Linked DNA regions of Mus musculus: region 1 is linked to region 2. The links are chromatin contacts, found by Hi-C or POLR2A ChIA-PET in ENCODE. All regions are on one chromosome and are shown on one strand. Each heading gives the region's core, a stretch centred on a gene start or an enhancer-like site at or near the end of the contact. The rest is flanking DNA. Distances are from core to core; before and after follow the strand shown. Region 1 holds the start of Slc25a12 (solute carrier family 25 (mitochondrial carrier, Aralar), member 12). Region 2 overlaps Slc25a12 (solute carrier family 25 (mitochondrial carrier, Aralar), member 12).

Evidence for each region. A loop is a pair of places that touch in the nucleus more often than their neighbours do. ChIA-PET counts read pairs that join two places held with the same protein, here RNA polymerase II (POLR2A).
Region 1: a map of regulatory T cell shows a loop between it and region 2 (2.3-fold over the local background). The contact joins the promoter of Slc25a12 here to the enhancer-like site in region 2. A Hi-C loop is called at or near these places in 4 of 37 maps with a recorded cell type or tissue (adrenal gland, gastrocnemius, heart and 1 more). POLR2A ChIA-PET finds 5 or more read pairs at or near these places in 5 of 5 experiments (Patski and embryonic stem cell).

What each region holds. Positions count from the first base shown.
Region 1 is chr2:71,364,716-71,371,311 of GRCm38, reverse strand. It overlaps Slc25a12 (solute carrier family 25 (mitochondrial carrier, Aralar), member 12), which reads left to right and starts at 3,557. Exons shown (of 18, transcript NM_172436.4): 1 at 3,557-3,799; 2 at 4,732-4,785. The coding sequence starts at 3,788.
Region 2 is chr2:71,326,048-71,332,539 of GRCm38, reverse strand. The region is part of intron 4 of Slc25a12 (solute carrier family 25 (mitochondrial carrier, Aralar), member 12); the gene reads left to right. Among named protein-coding and RNA genes, the nearest start is that of Slc25a12, 38 kb to the left of the region's middle. Within about 2 kb of position 4,047, at least 1 of the 3 ENCODE cell types and tissues checked has a DNase peak (open chromatin) inside an H3K27ac peak, as active enhancers do; it is gastrocnemius, where a contact is called at or near this core.

The DNA of each region.
Region 1 (6,596 bases), core at 2,308-4,807, 39 kb before region 2:
GTGTGTTACACACACAAAAATTTTAAAATCTATATAATATTTATGACTTAAAAGAAAAACTTCTAGCAGCGTGGCAGTGGCACATGCCTTTAATCCTAACACTCAAGAGACAGAAGCAGGCAAATCTCTGAGTTTGAAGCCAGGCTAGTCTATAGAGGGAGTTCCTGGATAGCCAGGGCTACATCAAAATAAAATAAAATAAAATAAAATAAAATAAAATATAAATAGAAAGAAAAGAAATACTTGTAAGTCACTGTAATTGGGACAGGAGAAATAGCTCTGCAGTTAAGAGGATTCGTTTCTCTAGCTGAGGACCCAGGTTGGTTTCTCACAACCACGTTGCTGCTCACGACTGCCTGTAACTCCAGTTCTAGGGAATCTCTTGCCCTCTTCTGATCTCTATAGGTTTCTGGATGGATGTGGTGCACACACACTCCCTACAGGGCTGCTACATGCAGTTTAGGAGGGGTACTAGACAGGACATAAGACACAGTTGATGCCTTCCACAGAACTGCTATGACCTGTCAAATAGAAGAGTGGGTACAGTTACAATGTGATTATTTGTATATTTTGGGAATAGGACCAGAAGTGGGATCTAGATTATACATATACATTTTTAGTTATGTATATACATTTTTAGTTGCATATATAAAATTTAACATCTCTAGGAATCTTTGTACTGGTTTCTAAATGATTCTACTAGATAAGAATGTCCTCACCTCTATACCCTTGCTGGTACTTGGTAGCATTTTTTTTCTTTTCTTGATAACAGTCTTGGGGCGGGGGGGTTGGGAGTGACAGGTCACAGTATTTGCTCTTTCTCTGGTGATAAACAATCTTGAGCTTCTTTTTTGGATACCTATTGGCCATTTTTGTTTTGTTTTGTTTTGTTTCTTTTGAGACAGGGTTTCTCTGTGTATCCCTGGCTGTCCTGGAACTCACTTTGTAGACCAGGCTGGCCTCGAACTCAGAAATCTGCCTGCCTCTGCCTCCCGAGTGCTGGGATTAAAGGCGTGTGCCACCACCACCCGACGCCTTGACCATTTTTTTATATCATTTTTAGAGCAATTGTCTCTTCAAATCTTTCATTCACTGATTAGAGGATATTTACTACTGTGTTGTATAAGTTTTCTCAATATGACTCTCGGATGTTAATAATTTAAAAATATTTTTCCCAACCTGTAGGCTGCCCTCTTCATTTTGTTCTTCACTTTGCTGCACAGAAGCACTTTAGTTTGATGCAGTCTCACTTGTGACCCGAGCTTTGGCTTTGGTGTGATTGTTACTACCTGAGGCAGTGTCAGAGAGCTCCCCGTTCCATGCGTTTCCTTCTGGGAGTTTTATGGCTGTAGATCTTATGTTTCCCCTTTAAAAATACATTTTGAGGGAAGTTTTTGTGCATGGCAAAAGATAAAGGCCCAGCAGTCACTCACATATGGGAACCTGGTTTTCCATCACTATTTACGCCCCCCCCCCCCCTTTTTTAATTTAAAGGAGCATGTCTCACTTAAGAAAGAAAATAAGGGCTGGAGAGATGGCTCAGTGGCTAAGAGCACTGACTGCTCTTCCAGAGGTCCTGAGTTCAATTAGCAACAACATTATGGCTCACAACCATCTGTAATGGGATCCAATCCCCTTATCTGGTATGTGTGGAGACAGCTACTTTACTCATATACATAAAATAAATAAATAAAATCTTAAAAAGAAAGAAAGAAAGAAAATAGTAGTTGGATGTAGTTATGCTCCCCTTAATCCCAACACTCTGGATAGAGAGGCAAGGTGGGTCTCTGTGAGTTTGAGGGTACCCTGGCCCACAGAGCAAGTTCCAGGACAGCCAGGGCTACACAGAGAAACCCTGTCTCAAAACAAATAAACAAAAGGCAACCAACTAAACAATAACCAAAAAAAAAAAAAAAAAAAAAAAACCAAATATGGTTGAGGTCCTGGGTAAACACAATCGCTAAATGTCTGGCTTTTACTGGGCTCTGATATTTTCAAATAGCACATATTTATTGATAGACACAAGTATTCATGGCATGTATATGATTTTATGAATTAAGTAGATTTAATTTTAATACTATAATGACAAGAAATCTCATCACTTCCTTCCCTCTCACAAAACCCATGTCGAGTGCACTAATGATCAGTTTTAAACAAGTCAACCATGTTTCTTTTAAAAAGACTTATCCCCTTGCCTGGTCTCAAAGATATTGAAAAGTGAGCACACGAAGCCTATAACTGGTGGGTGGGAATAAAGGCAATATACTACTACAGGAGACATCATCAGCTTGTTACAAATTTTCTTGTAATAACCCAGGGATAATCAAATATTGCAACATTTAAGTATGATTGAGCCAAGGGTATGATATCTACAATATGTAGGATTGCTATTTAGTTTTATAACTTAAAATGGTCTATGATAATGGTGGCAAAGAAGGTCTTTGCAATAAATAACTACTTATACACATACTTCATATGCATATATGTGTATTTATATCCACACTTTACAAATAGGACCATGTCTAGCACATGGAGGATTTTAGTAAATATTTGGGTGAATATCAATATGAGAACTAATAGGATCTTTTCTCCCCTTCTTTTTTTTTTTTTAACAATTTTTAATTTTATTCACCTTAGTGCTTAGATGAAATGTGGAAAATAGGTGTTGATTATCTTTCTACCTTTAATGAGTTCTGAGGAGCCTCAGACTGAGCTATCACCTCGGATCCGCACCCCTCTTCCCCCTCCACACACCCCCCCCCCCCCGCCTCCCTCCCTTCCCCTTTCTTACTTCTCCTCTATTCCTTTCGTTTTTCTTTTCTTTGAAGACGCGTCTTATGCATCCAGGCTGGCCTCTAACTCTTATGCAGCCGAGGATGACATTCCGATTATCCTGCCTCCATTTCTCAAGCCTGGGGATTACAGTCGGATACTACTTCGCCAAGATAGAGTTTATGTGCTACTGGGCATAGAACCCGGGACTTCCAGCATGTTAGTTAGGCACTCCAGCAACTTAAGCTACTTGCCTGGCCCTCACATATCTTAATGGCAAGCCTCAGTTTTAGAGACATTAATTTAGCTTAAGGCAGGGCTGGGAATTCACAGAGGAATTGTTTCCTGTAGAAGAGAAAGTCAGCATAGCAAGTACCAGCTCCAAGATAAATAAAGTTGTTTTCTATATACATTGTACAAAGAATTTGGGTGGTTAAGAGAGTGAAGCGAATCTATTAATAAACCATTAGGGATATCCCAAGGAATGTTAATTCAGGAGCATATTTCTGAAGTTATGTTTACTTAGGTTTTCCCTTTAAAAAACCTAACTAATCATTTTCCTTATCAATATTTGTCACTGGTTGTCATAAACTCATTATTAATGGGACAAGCTCTCATATGCTTCCAACCTTGCTCAATACAGGCCCCAAGTGTTCCTTTAAGCCCCAAGAGGGAACCGACTTTGGCTGAAGCCGGTGCCCAAAGCCACACCCACTGCCAGGCCTTGGGACTTGGGGCTGGCCCAGAGGAGCCTCTGCTCACACTGCGCGTTGGAATCCGGCGACCGGAGCTCTGGTGTCCCCCGCAAGAGGTGCGACTGCCCCGCCGGCCCGCTGATGGATCAACCAAGGCCACTCGGTGCGCACCACCGACGCGCTCTAGCTCATTTGCATATAGACGGGCGCGGCGCTGCGACAGGAGGGAGCGCGGGCGCGGCCCCGGGCCGTGGCGCGCGCGCGCCCTGACAGCTCGGCCCAGCTCGCTCACTCGCTCGTTCCCGGCTTCCGAGCACAGCATGGCGGTCAAGGTGACTCCAACTCTCTGCTGCTGCTTTTATTGCATAAGAGACGTTCCAAGGGCCCCGAGTGCAGCCCCCCGCCTCTTTCCGTTGCTTTCTTTGCCTGGTTCTTAGCCAGTGCGTCCCGGGGCTCTAGATTGCGGGTGGAGAGCTGTGCTGGGCTTGGACCGGAGCGAAGAGGATGCCCGGCTGGGGGAGGGGAAGGAGGAGGGATCGTGAGTTGGAGGGGCTCCTGAGGACCATGGTCGGGAGGAGGAAAAGAGTAGTGTTTTGTCCTAGGTACATGGGATTGCGAGCACAGAGTTGGAGAGCATCAGAGAGGGACTGAGAGTCAGCGGGCAGGAGAACCGGGGATACCCAGGGCATCCGCGGTGGGGGAGGGGGTGGGTGTTGTCATTTGGGGCCACAATACAGCCCAGGGCACTGGTTGACATTTGCCTGGCAGGTTGTCAGATGTCGAAAGTATCCGTATTGTGGCAGCTCTCAAGGTTTAGGTCAGATGGAGAAAGGGTCGCCAAGATGACGATGTACTGTTTCTGCTTTCCACAAGAAAGGCTGCTAGGCCCGGCTATTAATTTGGCTGTTTTACATCTCCTGTTGCTCCTCTCTTGAGGCTCTCAGGATTTGTAGCTTGGTGGTTGCTACTGTATTGCTAGTAGTTGTGGAATAAAGTAAACGATTACATTGGTTTCCCTTTCCAGTTCACAGGAAGTGCCGTCTGTAATTTGCTCTATCTTGCACTATTCACACCCTTTTCTCCCACCCCTTAGCCGTAGATCTCCGGTTTGACAGGTGTTATCAGCAATTAAGCTTTGGGTTTGTTTTTAGACTAAATGACCTTATGAAAGATAAATGAGTTGTTAGCAGATGTAAACTATAATCTAAAGAGATTATGTGGTTTCTAGCTAAGCATTAACCAGTCATTCCCCCCCCCCCCTCAGGTGCATACAACCAAACGAGGTGATCCTCATGAGCTGAGAAACATATTCCTCCAGGTAAGTGAAAGAATTTTACATCAGGGAAAGAATGGGAAGAACATGATCGTTATTCCTCTTTAAGCTCTCTAACTTTGAGAAATGCTCTTCTCACAAACATGAGTGGAGGATGTCCTTTGTACTTGGTTTGTTTTGGTTTTTTTTTGAGACAGATTTTCCTTGTGTAGCTCTGGCTGTCCTGGAACTTGCTTTGTAGACCAGGCTGTCCTGGAACTCGGAGGATCTACCTGCCTCTGCCTCCTGAGGGCTGCGATTGGCTCTATACCCGGCCGTTTGTACTCTTAGTAAGAACGGATTGGAAAATTTTTCTTTCTATTGGGGATTGATATGAGGTTTTCCTGGAGTTGCTCTTTTTGTTTGCATGACTTAGGATGACTTATAAAATTTTCCTTCTCATAAATGTCTATGACATTTGTTGCACAGATAATTTATGACTATTGTAGTTGCGCTTTCTCCTCCCACTTATTGCAACCATAGATGGGGATGGGGGTAGGGGTTGGTACAACATGTTTGCTTTAGATTCTTTTGTAAGGAGGCTGGTAAGATGACTCAGTGGATAAAGGTGCTTTACCCAGAACCCATATAAATATCGAAGGAGAGAACTAACTATATAAAGTTGTCCTCTGACTTTCATATATCTGTGCATATGCACCAGTGCTCACACATCTGCTCCTTATAATAATAAATTATTTTTTAAAAAGGGGTGGGGAGAGATGGCTCTGCAGTTAAGAGCACTGTTCTAGAAGACCTGGGTTGGATTCCCAGCACCCATATGGCAGCACTCAGCCATCTGCAGTCCAATTCCAGGGAATCTGTCATCTACTTCTAGCCTCTGAGGACATCACATCACATGCATGTGGTGCATAAACATACACACGTTAAAAAAACGGAAGTCTTGCCGGGCGGTGGTGACACACGCCTTTAATCCCAGCACTTGGGAGGCAGAGGCAGGCGGATTTCTGAGTTCAAAGCCTGCCTGGTCTATACAGAGTGAGTTCCAGGACAGCCAGGGCTACACAGAGAAACCCTGTCTCGAAAATACCAAAAAAAAAAAAAAAACCCAAAACAAACAAACAAAAACAAAACAAAACCGGAAGTCTTGTAAGGATTGACCTTAAAATACCTTACTTATGTTAAGCTTTTAGAATCAGTCACCTGACTACGCCTAGTTTTTTGCCTTTGCTTTCTTAAATTCCTAAGGTATTTTACTAAAAGTTATGTTTTTCTTGGAAGAGCTGTTTTTTAGAATCTTGTATTCTGGCTGTGGAGTCTCTGTAGACTGTTAACCTCGGGCAGGCTCCTTCTGGGTATTATTTTCCACTGTAAAATGAAAGGTGACCTTCAAGGTTGCTTTCCATTCCAAAAGTCTGTGATTCTATCTTAGGAACAGATTCTAGCGTCTGCTAATGAGTCTAAGCTGGATAGCACTTCCATCCGGGACAGGTAGTTTCCTCAGGCCTGGTGGGGAGGAGGAGGCTGCATAGGTGACCACACACAGTGTAGTTTATGAAAGAGAATTGGTAAAGGTCAGGGATAAAGTGTTTCTCTACCTTGCTTTAGCCCTGCATTTGAGTGTTAGCACCAAAAGAAAACAAAAGAGAATTAGAAAAATGAGAATTATTTTTAATTTTTATGTTTTAGACTAAGGCTTTTTAGGTAGCACAGCCTTTCTTTCTTTCATATGTCTTTGTTTATTGGAGACAGGGTGTTACCATGTAACTCTGGCTGCCCTGGAACTGTTACACCAGGCTGACTTCAACCTCACAGAGATCTGCCTGGGGTACCTTGAACTTGTTTGATCTTTCTGTCTC
Region 2 (6,492 bases), core at 2,798-5,297:
CCTGGTCTAGTTCCAGGACAGCCAGGGCTACATAGAGAAACCTTGTCCTAAAAAAACAAAACGAAAACCATAAAGGAAGCAACTTCACCATAATTGTCAGAACTGAGAACATATAGGTCTGTCAGAAGGACCAGTTGCATCTTGCCTGTGATTTGGTGGGCACATTGTCTACTTTGGCATTCCCCTTTCTCTTCATTGGCTCAACCCTTCTCTGTGAAGAACACTTTCCCCTAAAAATACCCTGCAGAGGTCTTTACATTTTGGCATATAGCTGGGCATCCTCCCTGCTTTGCAGCAAGCTCTGGCCATTTTGCTTCCTGAAGAATGTTGACTTGGTACAAATACACCCAGAACTATAGAGAAAGCACAGGGTCTCTAACTCCGAGTGAGTGATAGTGCTGAGCGGTCTCCTTGCAGTAGGTAGCACACGTGCACACACAGCTCTCTTGCAAACGTGGCACAGTGATGTTGGGGAACTGGACAGGAGAATTTGAGTTAATGGCAGTGTCCCCGAGCTTACGTCATGTGCACATCAACATCAAGAGTTAGGTTCCTCAGCCAGGTGGTGGTAGCACACTCCTTTAACCCCAGCAGAGGCAGGTGGATCTCCATGAATTCGAGGTCCACTTGGTCTTCAGTTTCAGGACTGGATGGCCAAGGCTACACAGAGAAACCCTGTCTCAAGAAACGAAAAAAACAAGAATTAGGTTTCTCAAAATCAATTTCTAATTTATGTTGTCAGCCGCCTTAGCGTTGTGTCCCTCCCTCCATTTGGTTGCTTTCCCCAATTCGTGTATGTGCCTTTTAAGTGTCACCAAAGACACTTCATTCAACAGACCATCAACAGATTCCTGTCACTATTGATTAGGAGATGAAATGAACATGGAAAGCAGCTGAGCAGCTGGCACACACCTTACTTCATGGAGATAAAAGCTCATGGCTAGCACAGCCTACCCTTATTATTTTAGGGCTCTTTTGTTTGTTTTCCCCCTTAAATTATGATTTATAAGTTAGGGTTTTAAGAAATATAGTCAGGATGAAAAAATAGTTTGAACTTTTAGTAGCACCTACCATAATCTGAAGGACATATGAACCCCCTGCCTCAGAGACTTACTTTCTTTTTTTCTGTCCATTATATGAAGATAAGATTATTGTGGAGGGGCTGGCGAGATGGCTCAGTAGTTAAGAGCACCGACTGCTCTTCTAAAGGTGCCGAGTTCAAATCCCAGCAACCACATGGTAGCTCACAACCATCCGTAATGTAATCTGATGCCCTCTTCTGGAGTGTCTGAAGACAGCTACAGTGTACTTACATATAATAAATAAATAAATCTTAAAAAAGAAAATGATTATTGTGGAATAACTAGAAGTTCCAGGGTCTTTGCCCTGTGACTTCTGGTTCCCTCTTCCCCCCATTTCTCCTTTCTCTCTCCCTTGATCTCATTTATAGGACTTTAATCATTTCCTCTTCCTGTCTACCCCTAGTTTTGAGGATCCACTTTTAGATAATATTTCTCTCTCTCTCTTTTTTTTTCTTTTCCTTCTTTTTCTTTTTCTTTGTGTGTTTGTGTGTGATTCTGGATTCTGGGAGTTGAACCCAGGGTCTCATGACTTCTAGATAAGCTTTCTGCCACTGAGATCAAGCCCCGCCTTAGGCCAGCTTTCTCAACCAATCTGAACGCAGTGATAAGAATCTGATTTACATCTTTGAGAAAACAAGCATCAAAATTGTTGTGTTCAGCCAATGCCATGTAATAAGATTATCCCAAGTCTCCAGCTTTTCTGTGTAAAGAAATAATCAACTTGAAGTGTATTTTTTATAGGATTTGTGGGTCTGTGATGAAGGTCAGTTTGTATCCGTTTAATAAAATGAATCATTCTTATATATTTTGAGACACATGTTTAGGGAAAAGAAATTTGGTATTCACTTTAACTAGAGTTAAACCCTTTGCACCCAATGGCCTTGCATTTCCTAGTTGGAGCTGTTTAAGGTACAGTTTTCTCTGTGCACACGAGGGAAAGTAAGGAGCCATATTGGATGCAAACTGCAACGGAGTGCAGGCCAGTCACACGTTGCTGTTGCTGTGGTCTTTGGACTCTTGACAACAGTGTTGGTGTTATCTATGTGTTTGTTCATTCTTTTTGCATCCTTTTGTTTTAGATGTGCTTTTTATGCACATCAAGCTGTATATTTAAGCTGTAGCATCATAGCAACTATTTATATTTATATACATAACAGCATCAAACCTTGATTTGGGTGCCAGACAAGGCGTTTTTGTTGCTGTTGTCAGACAGGCCTCCATTCTGCAGAGAGGACTTACATTTCAGAATGAAAGCTCAGGAAAGGATTCTGGAGTTCTGTTTTTTTTTTTCTTTCGTTTTTAAATAAATAAATAAATAAATAAATAAATAAAGATTTAGTTAATATTTTTTCTTTGATAATCTTTAATAAACTTTTAATGCATGCTGTGGGTAATTACTTAATGGCTTGTATCTCTGTTACTGCCAGATGGCCTGAGCCTTGTGGAGCCCGTTGCATGTGCTGGATACAGTGTCCATGTGCCGTGTCTCACTGTTACCCACTAGTGTCCTGGTATCCTGCTGGGTAGAATTAGGTAGCGGTAACCTGATCCCTGTCAAGTGGTAATACTGCATCCTGCTGTCATATGTTGCCTTGCATTGATCTTAAAAACTTTTAAAGAAGGTATTTATTGCTCTAACACAGATTGGATTCTAAAATCAATGAACATAATCAGAAGAAACTCTTACTTGTTTACTAATAAACATATATAAAACATGCTATCTGCTCTAGAATTTCTATTAAACTCTTGTGCACATTGCACTCCAATGGATTTCCTAGGACCGGAAACTGGTCCCCCTGAGCTTTCCCAAGGACACACCCATACTGCACAAGCCTTCTAAATCAGGAATGCCTTTGATACAGTACTGTGTTGTCCAGGTTGTACAGGGTACAGCAAGTAAAAAATGTATTCTGCACTTGCCTTTTAAGTGGACTCCCTTCTAAGGGGAAGCCATAACAACAGTTGTTATTCCAAGTGTCAGGACATGGTAGTACATGTGCCTTTTCTCTGTGGAGAATAACTATAGACGTGGATAGTGTGAGAGTCTAGTGGCCATAGACTATGATCATTTGGTGTGCAATAGAGGCACACGGGTATTTGATTAAATCAGGAAGAAAATTTAAGATGCTTTGTATTGCTTTCCGGCATCATAAAGGACCATTTTGAATAAAATACACAAGGCTACTAAAGTAGCTTAGAGTTTGACATTAAAGGGGAGTATTGGCAGGGTGTTATGCCACGTGATAGTAGACTGTTAGGGCTTGTAGCTTCTGTGATGTTCTTTAACTATGAACTCATCTTTCCTGAGAAATGAACCTTTATGTATATTTGGCAGCAGGACTCCTCTATTTGACTGATCACACAGTAATCCCTTCTGGAGGTAGGTAAAGGGTTAACACTTCCCCTACAGAGTGCCTGGGGAGTTCACCTAGGATACTAATTCCTTCCTGGAAGTAGAGGGGAAGTAGAGGCGGAAGCTGAGGGAGTCTGCATGCTGAGGCCGGTTGGTCGGGACTTCCTCCACCACTTCCCGGTGTTGATCTTTTCTGTTGTTACATTGTTGCTGTTTGTTTTCTTTTCTGGGCTCCTAGTTGTTCCTCCTCTTTCCTCCCAATTTCTCCTGCACTGAAAAGCACATCCACACGTGTCACTGTCCTGTCTTTTCCGTTGTACACTGTAAGGATAGTCACCACTTACCCCAGGTATCCAAAGGGCCATTCTTGACTTCACCCTAAGAACTATGCAGGTGAAACCAAGCTGTTTGAGGAAAAAAAAAAATTCCCTTGGCAATAAAGACTGCTCCGTCTCAAGCCTTTAAGTTGGAAGCAGCGGCTCCTGCTGGAATCCTTGAAGTCAGATGTCAAGCTGGGCTGATGGTAGGCGGGCTGTGTCACGGGGCTGATGGCTTGTATACCTACAGGAGGAGTTCTCTGGCCACAGCGTTGGTACAGCAGCTCCTTCAAGGCTCAGTCACGGAGCGGGCACGGTGGCAGGCTTGGAGAAGAGTGCCAGCCCCGGTCAGAGGTAATTTTGTACTGCAGAAAGGTGCTGAAGACCTTGCAGGAAGCGTCCCTAAGAACCAGGGGAGGGATAAGGGGGGGCATGAGATGGGGAGACACAGTGGGGGTTGCCGGGGAATCAGAAACCTCTGTTAAGACATATTTACATAATATGCTTCAATGTGTATTTCACCTAGTCCAGTCTTCATAAGTGACTGGTACAGCTAAACTGACTAATAGACTTTTTTTTTTTCGGGGGGGGGGGGAAGCATTTTTACGTTATCACATTCTCACCTTTACCTGCTCTCCAGACAAATCACGCGCTCCTCTCCTTTTGAGCAAAGAGAACATAATGGCAAGCTACTTTTGTTATCTGGCCCCAATTCCCCCTTCAAAGGAATTATAAAGCTCATTTTTCCCTAAGCCCATGTTCTCTGCAGGAAGTGAAAAAATGGTCTATTGTTTTTCCTCTGTCAGAAACATGAATGGACTTCCTGTTTCTTCCAGTAGTGCCAACCTAGTGTAGCCTCCTGGGTCATGATCTTGCTGCCAAGATGTGCTAGTCACGCCGGGCCAGAACTGTGGCCTCAGAAATAGTACTAATACAGAGTGCTGTTTAGGGCTAAAGATCCTTGTGTGCCACTGGAAGATGGGATTTTCTTGGGGTGGGAAACTTGATACACAGAGAGATGGATCAGGGATGCTCAGGGTTCATGGTGGTCTCCCCTCTCAGGTCATGCAAGACTCAGGAAGATAAGGGCAGCAGCTGATGGAGCCATTGCCTCGTGCAGGAATACGCTTCTTGGTTCTAGGACTTTTACATCGTTGGTTTTTGTTAACACATCCCAGGGGCAGAATAGTGGCTACTATAAATTAAGTCTCCAGTAGTTCACTAAATCGTCTCTGTGACATTCCTGAGCCAGCTTCAGGCGACAGTAATAGAATAGGGACAGATTGGAGATGACATTTCACGAGGTGCTGGATAGGTTCACAGTCTTATTAGCCCTAGTCACTTTAGTTGAGCCTGGGGTGTTACAAAAAAAAAAAAAAGGACTGAAAGTGTGATGGAGTGGTTACTCAACGGGGATGACGTCACCATGAAACCATACACAGAGCTGTCAGGGGGAACATTTGGGGAGAAGTAGAAAATGTCCGAGTACAATTTGAGAAAAATGCTACTTCTGTATTTGAGAGCCTGCTATGACTAATTTAGATCATTATCTTAATGGCTCGAACAGCGTCTAAGTTCTGAGACAGCTAGGAAGTTAGTAAGAAAGAACTTCCCATTTAAGTTTTTATTACAGGGCTCGTTCAGCTCCGTGATGGAGTGCTTGCTTAGCATTGGCGGGGCATAGGGTTGATTGTTAGCCCACTTTAATGAGGTGTTTTTATCTATAAGGATTGTTTTCAAATATGCATTATAAGTCTAGTTTGTGAGCCTAGTATGGTAGCTCATGCCTGTAATCCCGGCCATGAGGCTGTGAAGGAGGAGGATTGCCAAGAGTTCAAGGCCATACTGGGTGACAGACAGTATGAGGCCCTATTTCAAATAACAAAACCAAGCCAAACAAAATTATGCTAGGCCGGATAGTGTCAGCCTATAATCTCAGGTACTTGGCAGCTGAGGCAGGAGGATTGTAAATTCGAAGCCTTCTTGGGCTTCAAAGTAAGTTCAGGCCCAGCCTAGGCAACCCAGACCCTGTCTCAAAAAAGAAGGTGGGGGGGGGGGGGGCAGTGCTACAGGTAGCATAAAGCAGACAGCAGTAGCAGGAAGCTTACCTAGCATGCTCAAGGCCCTAGGTTCAATACCCAATACCACAAATAAATACACAGATAAATAAACAAATAAACAAATACAATTTAGTAAATATCCTTTTGGTAATGTCAGAAAAAAAAGTTGAAGCCATTGAATTTTGTTTGTTTGAAGGGTTCTGAGTCTTTGAGGCTGTTTTGCACTTAAGATTCTGATAGTTTCTTTCTTTTTTAAAAAGATTTATTTATTTATTATATATGAGTACACCGTCACTGTCTTCAGACCCACCAGAAGAGGGCATCGGATCCCATTACAGATGGTTGTGAGCCACCATGTGGTTGCTGGGAATTGAACTCAGGACCTCTGGAAGAGCAGTCAGTGCTCTTAACCACTGAGCCATCTCTCCAGCCCAGAATCTAATATTTTCAAAACATATAAAAGGGATCCAGTTTTAACTGCTGTTACATAAAATCATGCAGATAGCTTTCTTCTCCTTTTGTTTTAGAGATAGCATCATGCTAAGTAAACTCAGACCTGCTATGCAGCAGTAGATACATTGCATATTAAATAATTGAACGTTCTGAGTTACAACTTTTAAAACTAAAAGCTACTGTGAAATAGCTTCCTTTCTTTAGCCACCTTAGCATAACTTCATATT